Regions from separate parts of the Homo sapiens genome. Here region 1 is linked to region 2. A link is an interaction called in ENCODE POLR2A ChIA-PET data of the cell type or tissue named here. Cell type or tissue: PC-9. All regions are shown on one strand. Each heading gives the region's core, and the rest is flanking DNA. Links, peaks and the distances in the headings are about the cores only.

Evidence for each region. ChIA-PET counts read pairs that join two places held together with the same protein. Peaks named below come from ENCODE experiments on the same cell type or tissue, not always from the same donor. Only the 100,000 strongest peaks of a DNase experiment are listed, where the experiment ranks them.
Region 1: POLR2A ChIA-PET joins it to region 2 with 6 read pairs; 2 of 35 experiments call an interaction of 5 or more read pairs at or near these places.

What each region holds. Positions count from the first base shown.
Region 1 is chr1:59,191,856-59,197,242 of GRCh38, forward strand. No RefSeq gene overlaps it. Among named protein-coding and RNA genes, the nearest start is that of HSD52, 48 kb to the left of the region's middle. In PC-9, for the core only: no CTCF peak of the experiment used is centred there; no DNase peak of the experiment used is centred there.
Region 2 is chr1:58,842,166-58,847,502 of GRCh38, forward strand. The region is part of intron 1 of JUN-DT (JUN divergent transcript); the gene reads left to right. Among named protein-coding and RNA genes, the nearest start is that of LINC02777, 59 kb to the right of the region's middle. In PC-9, for the core only: no CTCF peak of the experiment used is centred there; a DNase peak (open chromatin) is centred at 2,236; H3K27ac peaks cover 2,062 bases.

The DNA of each region.
Region 1 (5,387 bases), core at 188-5,187, 350 kb after region 2:
AGTTCAATCTACCCTGTGGTTGGCATAATAACATATGAATTTGGGAGCCTGCCATTTCTCCAACTATATGTACTGAGTAGCTGAGAAAGCCAATCTGCAGAGAAAAATAACTAAAGCTAAGTAGAGAAAAGGGGAGAAAGAAGAGAGGCCACATTGCTTGGGTTCCCTATGGCTTTCTTTGTTGCAGTTGTTGTCATTTTCAGGGCTCTTCCCTGTAACTCATTCATGAACTTCATTTTGATAAGTCACACTTATATCTTATGATGAATTTCTCTATTTAGTTTATACTAGCATTAGTTGGTTTCTGTTGCTTGCAACCAAAGGAACTTGGCGCAATTCACGTTCACCTTTCTGAGCATTAGTTTGTTCACCTGAAAAATTACAATAGTGATGCTGAGTTACAGGATTGTTGAAAGCATCAAATGGATGTGGGAAATGCTGTAAAATGGAATATTATTGCAGGAAAGAGATACCATGGATGGAACAAAATGGCCAAGAGAGAAATTTTGCTCTAAACTTTTTAAATGCTGATTAGAAAAATAATGATAGAAACTAACCAGTAATTTATCAGAATATACCAGACACTGTTTTAAGTATTTCATTCATGTTGACTTCTTTAATATTCACATCAAGTTCATTTTGCACAGGTTTTATTCTTATCTTCCATTATGCAGTTGAGGAAACTAAAATGTAAAGGAGGTTTAATAATAGGATGTAAAAAAAAATTAACTGGGCATAGTGGCGCATGCTTGTATTATCAGCTACTCAGGAGGCTGAGGCAGGAGAATTGCTTGAACCTGGGAGGCGGAGGTTGCAATGAGCCCAGATTGTGCCACTGCACTCCAGCCTGGGCAACATAGCGAGACTCCAACTCAAAAAAATAAAAATAGTAAAAATAATAAGATGTAAAAGGGACCTAAAAGCCAAGGTCACATAATACTAAGTGGCAAAGTAATATTCTTGGCATTTATATCTATTTTCTAATCAGTAAAATGTCACAAATAATAGATATTCCGGGATGGTGCTTTGAGAATAAACTAAGATGTCTTCATGATATATATGGCCCATAATAAGAGATAATTAAATAATCACTTTCATAAGAATACTCATCATAAAGCTATTTCCTTGTTGCATTGCAAATGAAGAAAATAAGACATGAAATTATGAAGAGGTAAATTTCAAATAAATAAAAGGCAATTATGTTTACACAGCAGGAGATGGACTCTTAAAGCCAATTAACCCAAGTGAGGAATAGGCTTGAAAATCTGTAGTACTTACCATGAAACATGGCCTCAGGCAACCTCAGATTAACAGCTCTCTGGCTGACTCTTTCTAGGGCAATGAATACACCCAACTCTGCAGTACCTGTTGTCAATACAATCTGTTTTTTCTTTTATTCTCAGCCTTGAAAATGGCATGTCTCCACTGATATAAAGTAGAGGGAGACAAAGACACTGAGAATTACTATATACTATTGTATCTTGGAGGTTCTGTGGGCATGATGTCATGTTATAAATGAAAAATGGGAGCTCTAAGAGGTAAAGGAACATGGCTTCAGTCTAACAACCAGTCAATGGAAGAGTTGGATTTCAAATACAAGTCTTTACAACCTCAAAGTGCCAGCTTTCCTACCCTCATACCTTGCGATTCCTTGTTAGGTACCTTAGCTGCTTACCAAGTTATCTAATGTCAATAATTCAAAACAACCATAAACATTTATTATCTCACAGCTGCTGTGAGTCAGAAATTCAAGAGCAGCTTAGCCAGGTGGTTCTGGCTTGGGGTTTGTCATGAGGCGACAGCTGAGATATCAGTCAGGTCTACAGTCATCTGAAGGCTTGACTGGGGCTGGAGGATCTGCTTCCAATTGATATGGCTGGCAGTTTGGTGCTGGTTGTAGGAAGGAGGCCTTGGTTCCTCTCCATGTAGGCTTCTCCATAGTTTACTTGTTTCCTCACAGCATGGAGGCTGACTTCCCCCAGAGCAAGCAACTGAAGAGAAACAGTGCCAGGTGGAAGCTATCCTTTTTATGACCTAACCTCAGAAGTCACATAGCATCACTTCCACCACATTTTATTAATTAGAAATAAATCTCTAAGTCTGACCCACATTCATGGGAGGGAAACTAGGTTTTGCCTTTTAAAAGGAGGAGAATTATGGTCTTGATTTAAGACCACCACACTTCGCAACATGAGAATGAACTGGCAGCTCTGTAATGAGTTACCTGTCCTCCGCTTTGAAGGAGTCAGAGGCTTCCAATATGTGTCAGGTTAAAGATCAAAATCCTCAGCATGGCCAACAAGGTCATGCATGCTCTGCCCCTTGCATGCTCTTAGTCTCAAACAAGGTCTTTCCTCACTTTCTATCAACACTTGGACTACTTTTATTTATCCTAAAATGCCACGCTTTTCCCTGCCTGAAGGCCTCTGCAGAGATGTTTGCTTGGCCCTCTGTGTCCTCTCTTGACTTCCTTTTGCCTTGTTAACATTCACACATCCTTCAGATCCTGTCAGAGGCTTTCATAAATCTTTGGATTGTTCTAATAATATTTTTTTCATTTACAGTTAGGTATAGGTGTGATCATTTGACCCATTTGTTTTTCCTACTAGTTTTTAGTCTGTATTGAGACTGCATCTATTTTTTACTCACTGTTATATCCTCAGGATTTTGAATACTGCTGAGCACATAATGTATATTCAATCAACTAAAAATGTGTTGAATGAATGAATGCCTAGACAGCGTTCTTCTCATAGCTGGAGGTGTGCAAACACAAATGGTCCCATCTCTTTACAAGTGTGTTTCAGGGGAGATTTTAGCATCCAATCAGGGTTGACTGGATGACTTTTGAGGTTCCTTTACTTCAGAAGAGTATTTGAAATTCTGTTAGTCTGTGATCCTCTAGTCTCCACTCACTGGCCAGCAAACTCTGCCTCCTTGGCTGACTCACCTGTGGCCCAGCTCTTCCCGCTCCAAAGACACACCCTCTCATGAGGTAGCATATCTTAGGCTGAGCTAAGATAGGGTCACATCAAGCACAAGGAAAGGCTGTTTTGGAAGCCTCTGGGAACAGCTGCCTGGTGCTCTGAGGGGGCGCAAGTGATTGGGTCCTCTGTGACTCCTTTAAGAAACTTTACAAGGTTAAGGTTTGTTCTAAAAATAAGCCCACAAGGCTTTTTTAAAAGCTTCTAAAACCATATGTCCACAACAGCCATTTTTTGAAGGGCCAGTGAGCCTTTAAAACCTTCAAAACCCACTACTTGGCCTGCCTCCCATAGTGGGGAAAGTTCAATATGTGGTGTATTTAAAAACAGACCTGCTTTTAAGTCTTCTAGAATCTGCACCTGAAACATTCTGCTCCTATCAAAGTGGTTCAAGATGGAGATCAGCAAGTATGAGGCTTGTTTCACATTCATCTGGAGGCCACATTCATCCCACAGTGAACAATGACCCCAAATAGCCACAGAACTGCAATTAGTTGCCTGTAGAGAGATTAGTTCAAGTCATTCTTTCCTGTTGACTCTCTTCTCCCATAGATATCTTCATACTATAGCATGTTGTGGACAATTCCATCCAAGTGCATAAGCACACATACACACACACACACACACACACACACACACGAACCATGGTGTGTCCAAGAAAAATGTCCACCCAGATGGAGTGCTTATCTGATTGTCAGTAGCAAGTAGGATGGAGCATTCATGTGTTAAATTGCTTTCTCCCTTTCTTTCTTCTCTCCCTTCCTCCCTCTCTTCCTTCTTTCCTTCCTTCATTTCTTCCTTCCTTTTTCTCTTTCTTTTTTTCACTTCTTTCTTTCCCTTTCATTTTTTGACTAATATAAGAGCCAATCATGTGCCACATACTGAAAATCTACATTTTGATGGGAAGGCAGGGATTAGAGGTTAGTGGGGAGCAGTAGAAAGGATATCTTGATTAATCAGAAATGCACCCTCCCCAAAGACATGTTACGATTTGTAGAGGGTTGGAGAGGGGTGGGGATGTGGTACGCCATATTCCAGGCTCCTTGAATGCTTCAAATCTCAATAAGGAAGTTTTTAAATAGATAAGGAAACTGAGACCCAGAAAGGTTAACAGTATTGTGGATGATCCCTCGGGTCTATTAGCCTCTATGTATACATGTCTTGCTGCTTCCCTAGCAGAAGAAATCTAGCCATTTATAAACAGCTTACCTAGAGTGGGGACAGGGCTCAGTGTTAAGAGAGGTATCAGTATGACATCATATGGGTGTGCAGAGGAAAGCAAAATCCCTTCCAGCTAACAGGACCAGGGAAGGTCCTAATGTAGCTCACTGGGGCCATGGTAAGGTGGATTATCTCTTCCCTAAACCAGAGAGCTCACTTCAGTCTTCTTTCCGTGCAAGTGAAATATCTCCGGTTTCTTAACAAACATCAAAAGTCAGGCTGGGCACAGTGGCTCATGCCTGTAATCCCAGCACTTTGGGAGGTCAAGGCAGGAGGATCACTTAAGGTTAGGAGTTTGAAACCAGCCTGGCCAAGATGGCAAAACTGTCTCTACTAATAACACAAAAATTAGCTGAATGTGGTGGCGGGTGCCTGTAAGCCCAGCTACTCGAGAGGCTGAGGCAGGAGAACCTCTTGAATCCTGAAGGCAGAGGTTGCAGTGAGCTGAGATCATGCCAGTGCAGTCCAGCCTGGGTGACAGAGCAAGACTCCATCAAAAAAAAAAAAAAAAAAAAAAGCCACCCAAGAGAGATGATTGCGTACTTACTTCCACTCAGTTAAAGCATCATCAGAGGGAAGGTACCAATCCTTCTTCTATGACATTTTGACAGATTCTCACCCAGCTTGTGCTCACATCCCCAGTGACAGAGACCTTACTACCTCATAAGGTAAGACAGTTCTGGGCAATTTAGACTATTACTGACTTATTCTCTCTGTCAAGCCACAATCTGTCTCCCTGTGTTTCCACCCACTGGTTCTATATTCTGCAGTTGGAACATCAAACTGGTTGACTCCTATGATCATAATAGCCCTACAATACATGAAGACACTTTTCACTTGCTCCCTGGATGCTTCTCTTCACCAAACTAGACATCCCTGATTCATCCTGGTATAAAGAGGTAGTATGATGAGGTAGAAAGTACATTGATTCCAGAAAGGGACTTAATATTAGAGGCATGAATCCTGGCTTCACCACTTAAGAATTATAGATCTTTGGGCAATTGATTTCACCTCATGAAGCTTTAGTTTCCTTATCTGCAAAACAGTGATAATAGTATCTATCATAGAGGGCTACTGCAGAGATAAATTGAAATAATCTATGTGAAACTATTATCAGAATGCCTGGAGTAAAGGAAGCATATAGAAGATGTTACCTAGTGTCAGAGGGAAATCCTGAGAATTGAA
Region 2 (5,337 bases), core at 338-5,337:
AGTTCTGGAGGCCAGAGTCCAAGATTAAGGTATTGGCAGGGTTGGTTCCTTGAGAAGGCTCTGAGGGAGGATCTGTTCCATGCTTTTCTCCCAGCTCTGGTGGCATTCCTTGACTTGTAGATGTATCCCTCCAATGTCTATCTCTGTCTTCATACTGCCTTCTCTGTGGATCTCTCCCCTTGTCTATTCTGATAAGGATATTTATCATTAGAGTTAGGGCCTACTCTGATCCAGGATGATCTCACTTTGAGATCATTAACCATGTCTACAGAGACCCTTTTCGAAGTAGGATTACATCCACTGGTTCCAGGGGGACATTATTTTTGGGGGGACCCCATTCAACCCACAGCAGGAGGCAATAATAAAGTTAGATAAACAAGCAGTTACATGATTGCACATTGTGATGAGCAGTGAGACAGGAGAGTAAACCCACAAAGCTGCAGAATAAAGATAATACAGCTGTTGAATACTTAATTTCTCCGAACCTCAGATTCTTTACCTGGAAAAATGAAAATAATAATGCCAAACTCATAAAGAAGTAAGGATGGAAGGATTCAATTACTTAGGAGTTAAGTTGTTGATTAAATACATGAAAATGTCACTGGCAAATAGTTGTTTATTAGGATTTTTTTTTTCTCCACTGGCTTCCAAATTTCCTCCTCTTCCTTCCTTCATTCATTCACTCATTCATTCATTTATTCAATATATTTTGAGCTCTTTCTCTGTACTAGATTTTTTCCTAGGCCCTGAGAATGCTGTAGGGAACAAAATAGATAAATTTTGGTTCCTCATTGGGCTTACATTTTCATCATTGTGATGGTTAATTTTATGTGTCAACTTGACTGAGCTGTGGGGTACCTAAGTATTTGGTCAGACATTCTGAGTGTTTCTGTGAGGGGTTTTTGCATGAAATTAAATTGGCAGACTGAGTAAAGCAGATCGTCCTCCCAAATGTGGGTGAGCCTCATCCAATCAGTTGAAGGCCTGAGTAGAACAAAAACCCTGACCCTCCCCTGCATAACAGAGAATTCTTCTTGCCTAATGGTCTTTGAACTGGGACATTGGCTTTTTCCTTGCCTTTGGATTCAAATAGGAAGAATGGCTCTTTCTGGTTCTCAAGCCTGAAGGCCGTTGCTCTGTAGCTATACTATCAGCTCTCCTGGTTTTCAGGCCTTTGGGCTTAAACTGAAACTAAACCATGGCTCTTTTGGGTCTTCAGCTTGTGGACTCATCTTGCTTATCTTGAGACTATCCTGCCTCCATAATTGTGTGAGCCAATTCCTTATGATAAATCTCTGTCTCACTCTGTACATGTATACACATTCTATTGGTTCTGTTTCTTTCAAGAACCCTAACATATAGAATCATCTTAATCATCTTCATCCCCTTTGTATTTGTCCAGTGCCTTCTTCATCCATTAGCTCTTTTTATCCACAAAACAGCATTGTGAAGTAGGCAGAGCAAACATTTTGAAAATACCCATTTTACAGAGGGAATCTGAGTCCTAGGGAGGGTTCCCTTTAACTGCTATGCCATGGTGCTGACTCCGCCATGGGAGAAATATAATGTCCCTGTGGCCAGAGGGCACATAGGTAGCTGGATAAAAAGGTTGTGCGTTGTGCTCAAGTCAGGTTTCTTTTTCTTTTTTTTTTTTCTAGATGGACTCTCACTCTGTCGCCCAGGCTGGAGTGCAGCAGTGTGATCTTGGCTCACTGCAACCTCTGCCTCCCGGGTTCAAGCAATTCTCCTGCCTCAGCCTCCAGAGTAGCTGGGAATACAGGTGCACACCACCATGGCTGGCTAATTTTTGTATTTTTTTTAGTTTCACCATGTTGTATTTTTTTTTTTTTTTAGTTTTTTGATTGTTTGTTTATTTTTGTTTTGTTTTAGTTTCACCATGTTGGCCAGGCTGGTCTCAAACTCCTGACCTCAGGTGATCCCCCTGCCTCGGCCTCCCAAAGTGCTGGGATTATAGGCATGAGCCACTGCGCCTGGCCTTAAGTCAGATTTTTAACCCTTTTTAACAAAAGAGCAGTATTTTGATGATGATTATGATTTTTTTTTCTTGTGGCCAGAGTGGAAAAACAATCACTCTCCTCTTTGATTTTTAATATAGCATTGGTCATCAATTAGAAACCTCTTAAGATTTCCTGGGAAAGGAATATGACACTGCTAAGATATGGGCTAGGCAAGTCTTGTGACATAATATGTAAGCAAGATATTCTAGAAATGCCTCAACTAAACTAAAAAAAAAAATCTAGATGAGTCATGGAGACTCAGGTTTAAAATGATTTTAGAATGTATCAATTCTGGTCCCTTTCTTATATAGCGGAGGAGTTAATTGGCTTACCAAGGTCCACACCTTAAAAGTAATATATTGACATTATTTCAAAGATAGCTTGACTTCCAATCCATTGCCCTATTCATTATTTAATGCTTATGTGGTGAATGCAGACTGTCCTTCCTTCTCCCAGCTCTTGGTGTATTGTATGCCACCCCTGTGGAGTGGGAAAGGAATGGTGGTAGAAAAGGTGTTTATACTCATTTTTCCATATTTCTGTGCCCATAGATGATGCTTTGAAATGCAGGTTATCACTCTTGGCCCTGCATTTGTGAGAAAAAATATTTTGGAGTCAAACAGACCTGAGTTTCAATCCAGCTCCTTGCTTGCTTATTGCAGAAGAATGGTCGAATTATGTAATATCTCAAATCTCAGATTCCTTATTCATTAAATAGACCTGGTGGCTGTATTTACTATTCTAATTTTCATGTGAAACTATGAGATAATGCATGTGAACCTGTCAGCACAATGCCTGACATAGTAAATACTCGATAAACAATACCAATCACAATTGTCCCTCGGTATCCATGGGGGATTGGTTCCAAGATCACTGCAGATACCCAAATCTGAGGATGGTCAAGTCCCTGATATTAATCTGATATAAAATGGTGTAGTATTTGCATATAACCTACACACATCCTCCTGTATACTTTAAAGCATCTCTAGATTACCTAATACAATGTAAATGCTGTGTAAATAGTTGTTATACTGCATTTTTTAAAAAAGTATTATTTTTATTGTTGTTATTTATTATTATTATTATTGTTTTAAATATTTTTGATCTGTGGTTGGTGAAATCTGAGGATGTGGAATCCATAGATATTGAGGGCTGACTATTAATAAGGTAAAATTCCAGCATTGAGGGATGTTGAGTGGGGGCCAGTGGGGCCAAGAGCACACACTAGGTCTTCAAGGCTAGGTTCAAGGCTGCCTTCCCTGGCCACTCCAGTTAGCAGTGAGTGCTTTCTCATGGTGCCTGCCATACATGTTGTTTTATATTGTCCCTGTATCACTATGAGATGTCTTTCTTTTCTGACCCAAGGTTTTTTATGTGCAAAATGGGGCAGGGCAAGGAGGGGAATTATCTACCTCACAGAAGTTTTGAGAGATTTAATTGAGTATGAAAGTACTTGGCAAACTGAGCAGTGGGAACAAACTTTCATTTGTTCATTCATTCATTCACTTACCACATGTTTATTAAGGAAAAGCTGCTGTATATTGGCATTATGTGTGGTTGACGCTGGGAAAGCATTAGTAAAAAAATCTTGTCTGTCTTCTAGAACTTCATTGTTAAGTAAGAAAGAAATTTCAATATAACTCTAATATGAGATTTTTATTATTTTAATAATTATTGTCATCTAATTTCTTGGTATAGATGAAAGCTCTGGGATGGCAGATACCTTCATGAATATTACTGATAAAACATGTCAAGGGGTCAAACCAGGAAATGGCACAAGTGAAACTTGCAGAATATGATCATGCCATTCCCCTGCTTAAGGTTCGTCAGTAGCTCCAAGGATAAAATCCCAGCTTCTGAGCAGGGCATTTTCGAGGTCCTTCTTCATCTGACTGCTGCCTCCTTATGCCATCAGGCCCTTCCCCATGCTGTTTCCTCTGTTGAGGATGCAGTTCCTCCTTTTCTTCTCTGCTCAGCAAACCCTAGTGGTCTTGTAAGACACCACCTCCTCCCAGGGCCCTTTCACTACTCCTCTAGGGAAGATCGACACCTGTGAGCTCAGGGACCTGTGGCTGCCTCCATTAAAGTGGCAACTGCCACCTTTTATATATTTGTCTGCACCCCCTGGTAGATGGAGAGCTCTTTATGCTAGCGACTTTGTGTCCCTAACACCCGACACGGAACCTGGGACACAGAAGGCTCGGTGTGTGTTTGTGGAGTGAATGAGCACACGTGTGAACGAGTGTCAGTCATTCTTTGCTACCTTCTCAAGTCTTGGGTTGAATACATTAGTTAAAAGATCAATTAAAGTGAATTGGGAAGCAAAAATTACTTCTTTGCCACTGCCAAGATGAGAAACGTGATTTTCAACCAAGGCTCCTCAGAACTGTTTAAATCTGTGGCTATCATAAATATGGGTATGGATTCCAAGGATAACAAGAGAAGCTGAAGCCCACCAGGAGAGGGAGAACTCTATGACTCCTTTCTCTCCAAAGAGGGCTCAGAAGTTTTTCTCAGTGTTGCCAATATCAGAAGAGGAGAAGAATGCTCCATGTCACCAAGCATCTACAACCCTAGACTAAGGACTTTCATGCTGTTGTTTAAGAATTACCCTCTGAGCCGGGCCTGGTGGCTCACGCCTGTAATCTCAGCACTTTGGGAGGCTGAGGTGGGCAGATCACCTGAGGTTAGGAGTTCGAGACCAGCCTGGCCAATATGAAGAAACCCCGTTTCTACTAAAAATACAAAATTAGCTGGGTATGGTGGCGCATGCCTGTAATCCCAGCTACTCAGGAGGCTGAGGCAGGAGAATCGCTTGAACCTGGGAGGCGGAGGTCGTGGAGAGCCAAGAACACGCCATTGCACTCCAGCCTGGGCAACAAGAGTAAAACTCCATCTCAAAAAAAAAAAGAGAAAAATTACCCTCTGTAATTTAATTTTCTCCTGGCATCCCCATGGTATAATTCATCGAAATTTTGTTGTGGGGTCCAGAAGGGCTGTATTGGAATCTTGGTTCTTCTACTTGCTAGTTTTGTGACTTTGGGACCCCTCTGAGCCTTGGTTCCTCCTTTGTAACACACTCATCTTACATCATGGTGAGCCAAATCCCATAGAATGACATCTGTACCATGTAGCCCAGTGTCTCATACACATCCAATAAGTGTGGGCTCTCTTTCTTCCCCATCACAGAAACTCACTCTGAACATGCTTCCAATTGTTACCATTGATGATTTATTTATGTTTGAGTCTGGGAAGGTGTTTCTTGAAATCTGATAGCAATGACAATGACAACTGAGTTCATCATATGGAGTGATTACTG